Regions from separate parts of the Homo sapiens genome. Here region 2 is linked to region 1. A link is a loop called in an ENCODE intact Hi-C map of the cell type or tissue named here. Cell type or tissue: mucosa of descending colon. All regions are shown on one strand.

Region 1 (2,500 bases):
TGGCACAATCTCGGCTCACTGCAGCCTCTGCCTCTGGGGTTCAAGTGATTCTCCCACCTCAGCCTCCCAAGTAGCTGGGATTACAGGTGCATGCCACTACACCTGGCTAATTTTTGTATTTTTAGTAGAAATGGGGTTTTACCATGTTGGCCAAGCTGGTCTCGAACTCCTGACCTCAAGTGATCTGCCTGCCTTGGCCTTATTACATGTATATTATTTATGATGGACTAAATTCAAAATAATTAGGGCAAACAAGATACAAGGAGGGTTTTAATTTGGCAAAGATGAGGCTGGTATTAAAAAAACCCAGCATCACTGAAATATGAGAGGGGAGAGAGACCTGGTGTAACCTCTGAGATGGGCACCTGATTAAACATACTTCAGCCACCCTCTTTGGCTTTTCTCACAAAGAGATGTGGCCTAAGATGGAGCTGTTCAGGGGGTAGAAGACTAAGCCCAGCCTGCCATTCACGTGCCAGTGATGCTGTCTTCTAGGCTCTCATGTATGCGTGAGCCCTTAGAAAGTTCTTCATTACCCACTTAATTCTTTTCCTTCACAGAAAAGAGTACTTAATGAGAATGGTCTTGTTCACCTAAGCAAGTGAGTCAAGGTTATGTGGTTAGAAAACTCATTAATAACAAATAACATCTTAAAAGAGACAGATTCAGATAGCAGCTGGCAGGAGCCAACTCCTCCAGTGGCATTAAAAACAAGACAGGGTTGGTGGTGGTGCTGACAGGCCTGGTCTCCCATCAGGCAGGAACACCTCTTGGTCTCAATTTGGTAAAGAATTTTACCTTGCAGCTACCAGATGTTCAGGAGCAGAATTCTTATTTCTGCCCCTTTTCAGATAATAGGTGCAAAAGAAAGCTTTAATGGGTTAGGAAATCAAACAGGTTCAGGGTACCACAGCTCTTGCTTGGGGAGAGAGTGAAGGACCAGTCCGGCAGGACGGGCAGCAGTGCTGAGCAGAGGCTACAGCCTTCGCAGGATCTGAGAAGAATGACGACATCCCCAGTTTGTTGGCTGGTTGGTCTGTTCATGTTCATCTCCCCCCTTTTCCACTTACTGTCTCTCTTGCATACACGGGCACCACCTTGAATGGATCCTGCTGACTGGCTCATGGAGGCTGACTGCCAGAAGCCAGGGCAGGAAGGACAGGGCGTAAGTTGCTCAGTGTTATCTGGGATCCCAAGATGGTCTCCTCTTGGGGAGGGATCCCCAGGAGCTCTGTGCCAGATCCAAAGCACCAATAAGTTGCTGGGCCAGAGAGGCTGTTTTCAGGGGAGGGAGGAGAGTCCCTGTCCATCTCAGACACTGCTCACTCACACAAAGCATCCTTTCAGAGTTGCTGGCTGGCAGGGTTTTTTTTCAGGGTTTGTGCACTGAATACAAATCGAGTAGCCTCACTGGGCTGCCATACAAACTGGCCCTAGTCACCAAGAAAGTGATAGAGAATGAGAGCTCTTCTAGCCAGGCTGCCAGTGTCTAGGCATCATGGTAGGAGACCCCTCAGATCCCCAGCTGGTAGCTGCACAAAGGCTGGGGATTTAGCACCCCCCATCAGAACCAGAGCCATTTCAGTCTGGTGTTCATCAGAGAAACAGTTTAAAGTAGACCAAGATGAAAGGTTCCCCAGAACACCCTGCTTAGCATTCTTGGCTGGTAGTGAGGTAAACATTGAAAGATGGGGATTCATGGCTTGGAGTGGTGTTGGGATGAGGCAGAACAAGTTTCAAGGTGGTCATGTTACCTGTGGTTAAAAAGAAATAAGCAAACAAATCTACCTGTGAGTTCTAGCCAAATTCAGAGCTGTATCAGAGAAACTCAGTATGTAAATGTGAGAGAGTATGTACATGAATAGACCAACTAGCCAACCAACAAACTGGGGACATTCTCATCCTTTCTAAATCTGATAGAGGAGCTGAGAGTTCTAGCACGTTTAGATCATGTTCACCTATCCCCAATTCCTCTAGATATAAAGGTGATTTTCCACTGGAAGCATTTGCAGACAGAGTTGCCTCTAAAAACGTGGAGCAAGAGCAGATTGGAGGCTTGATAGATCTAACTCCTGAAGAAGCTCAAGTCATAATAAAAAAGGAACGCAGCATCCAGGAACCTGGATGTTAGCCAATTCACCCATTGGTTGTTTGATGACTCATGGGATAGCCAGTGGTGTGGGCGCTGGGCTGGTTTCCCGGTGTTCCCAATGCTGCGCTGCCCTCCACCTCTTATTTTTTAAATTGTTATTATTATTATTTTAGAGATGGGGGGTCTCATTATATTGCCCAGGCTAATCTCAAACTCCTGGGCTTAAGCGATCCTGCATCCTCGACCTCCTGTAGTGCTAGGATTATAGACAGGAGCCCCTGCACCGGGGCCCCCTCCGCTCTTAAGGTAAAGTGCTTGTCCTTTTGCTCAAAGATGGGAAGGGGTGGGATGAAGAGTACCAGCTACAGAGAGACAAAGTTCAAGCCCACATTTCCATCATGGGTCCCT
Region 2 (2,500 bases), 62 kb before region 1:
CTTGCACTTTGAAAGGTAGGTGCTTTGAGTGCAGCAGCACGGGCCAAACCAGGCAGCTTCTCCCCACTCCCCACTCCGGGGTAACCCTTGGCCGCCATTAGCTAACCTGCCGGCTGGCACCTGGGGCCTCCTTTCCAGGTCCTGATTCCCAGGTCTGCACTAGACCAAGCTGGAGTACCTCTGCCTGCCATCCCAAAGCTAGTGGACAGTGTCTCAGAGTGCACGGCGGTGGGGCTCACAGCCTGGTGCTTTGCGGGTGTCTCTCCCACTGGCAATGCTGGGTGGGCCAGGTGAAGAATGAATGGATGAAAGAATGTTTAGATCAGTGGCTCGCAAACTTTAGTGTGCATGGGAATCATCTGCTGGGCTCCACAGAGTTTCTGTTCAGTAGATCTGGGGTGGGGCCCCCAAATTCGCATTTTTTTTTTTGAGACGGAGTCTCGCTCTGTCGCCCAGGCTGGAGTGCAGTGGCGGGATCTCGGCTCACTGCAAGCTCCGCCTCCCGGGTTCACGCCATTCTCCTGCCTCAGCCTCCCAAGTAGCTGGGACTACAGGCGCCCGCCACTACGCCCGGCTAATTTTTTGTATTTTTAGTAGAGACGGGGTTTCACCGTTTTAGCCGGGATGGTCTCGATCTCCTGACCTCGTGATCCGCCCGCCTCGGCCTCCCAAAGTGCTGGGATTACAGGCGTGAGCCACCGCGCCCGGCCCAAATTCTCATTTTTAACAAGTTCCCAAGAGATGCTGATGCTGCTGTTCTGGGACCGGTACTTTGAGCACCACTAGCTCAGATTATCTGTGTCTCTGTCACCCGGATGAAGGGAGCGGATTATTGAGTTGTGTGCAGTGTAGACTAACAGGAGATGGAGAGCAATCCGATGACTGTATCACCGTTCCTGAGACAAGGGCGGGAAGTATGGGGGCAGGGGGAGAGTAAGAACAGGCGGTCAGAAGTCCCCAGAGACCTGCGGAGGGAGGGACTGGTAGAGGAACAAGGAGACTAAGCTCCGGACGGTGAAGCAATGGGACTCTTTGCAGCTGGGGTGGCGGGAGAGCCGGTGACCCCAGGGAGTCTGGGCTTCCAGCATCCGGAGGCTGCAGTCTGGGCCTCCGCGTCTCCGAGCGCCCGAGGCTGCCCCCGCGAAGTTAAGCGGTCTCGTGGGGGTGGGCTGCGCCGCGTCGCACGGAACCCGCCTCCTGGACGCACCCTGAAGAGGCCCGGAGACCTCCCGGGATTGCTGCCATCTCCAGCTGCAGCCCGGCCCGGTCTGCGAGCGTTGAGGGGCCCAGCCCGGTGCAGCGCCCCCGATCCTGGCGCTCCTTTCAGCTCCAAGGGGCGCGCACGCAGCCCAGGAACCGCGATCGCTCAGCCAGCCGCGGCTCCGAGCTCCGCGATTTCAGCCGCGCGGTCGGGCTCTTGAGTGTATGCGTCGAGGGGGGCCCCTCTGCAGCTGCGCTGGGGGCCGAAGCGGGGCACAGGGGGCAGGAGGCTGCGGGCCGAGGGCGCGTTGCCGAGAGCCAGACCCCGGGTTCCAAACCCCGCCCTGCAAAGAATGAGCTCTCCGACCTTGGCCAAGTCGCTTCCTTTCCTCGGCTCAGTTTCTTCATCTGTAAAATGGGGGTGGGGACGATGATCTCCGTTTCTGAGGCTCTGAGGATCTAGGACGTGGAAGGCACAGAGAAGCTCCTGCACTAACCATTCCGGGATCCCCTGACCTTTGCTTGCAACCCGGAAGAGGGTGACCTTGGAAGAACCGCCTCTCGCCCTCCGTCCTTGGCTGCCTCCCCCATAGGCAGCATCCGCACTGCCCGCGCTCGGCTCCACAGCCGCTCACCGCCCGGCCTCTCCTGGGCCTCAGGGGACGCCGTTTCCGGGCCACGGGCGTGGTTGCCGGATCGGAGTCCCACCTCGGTTTGCGACCTTGGACCAGGGTACGACCCTGGACCACAGCAACCTGGCCGCAGGATACAGCGTGTGATGTGCTTGGCACAGAGCCCGGCACAAGGGGAGAGCTCGGTGGATAAGGCCAATTGGAGAACGGAGGCCTGCCCCGCCTCCACTCAGCGCAGCGGACGGATCTAGCGTTTTTTAAAAAGAACTAGGGGCCGGGCGCTGTGGCTCATGCCTGTAATCCCGGCACTTTGGGATACCGAGGCGGGAGTATCACGAGGTCAGGAGATCGAGACCATCCTGGCCAAAGTGGTGAAACTCCGTCTATACTAAAATACAAAAAATTAGCCTGGCGTGGTGGCGCACGCCTGTAGTCCCAGCTACCCAGGAGGCTACTCAGGAGGCTGAGGCTTGAACTCAGCAGGCGGAGGTGGCAGTGAGCCGAGATCGCGCCACTGCACTCCAACCTGGCAACAGAGTAAGACTCCGTCTCAATAAAAAAAAAATAATAATAAAAATAAATAAATAAAAAAAAGTAGGGAAGCATCAACCTGGAGCAATTGAGCTTAAGGACTGCTCTTTTCCAACAAGTAAAGGCTGGCCACAGGT

The links. Hi-C counts contacts between places; a loop is a spot of excess contacts. Peaks named below come from ENCODE experiments on the same cell type or tissue, not always from the same donor. Only the 100,000 strongest peaks of a DNase experiment are listed, where the experiment ranks them.
Region 2: a loop joins it to region 1, with 5 times the contacts of the local background. A loop is called at or near these places in 10 of 110 quality-filtered maps.

The regions. Positions count from the first base shown.
Region 1 is chr7:128,041,035-128,043,534 of GRCh38, reverse strand. The region is part of intron 16 of SND1 (staphylococcal nuclease and tudor domain containing 1); the gene reads right to left. Among named protein-coding and RNA genes, the nearest start is that of LRRC4, 11 kb to the right of the region's middle. In mucosa of descending colon, no CTCF peak of the experiment used is centred here; no DNase peak of the experiment used is centred here.
Region 2 is chr7:128,103,114-128,105,613 of GRCh38, reverse strand. No RefSeq gene overlaps it. Among named protein-coding and RNA genes, the nearest start is that of MIR593, 23 kb to the right of the region's middle. RefSeq lists an enhancer at 1,578-2,415. In mucosa of descending colon, no CTCF peak of the experiment used is centred here; DNase peaks (open chromatin) are centred at 1,138, 1,406 and 1,928.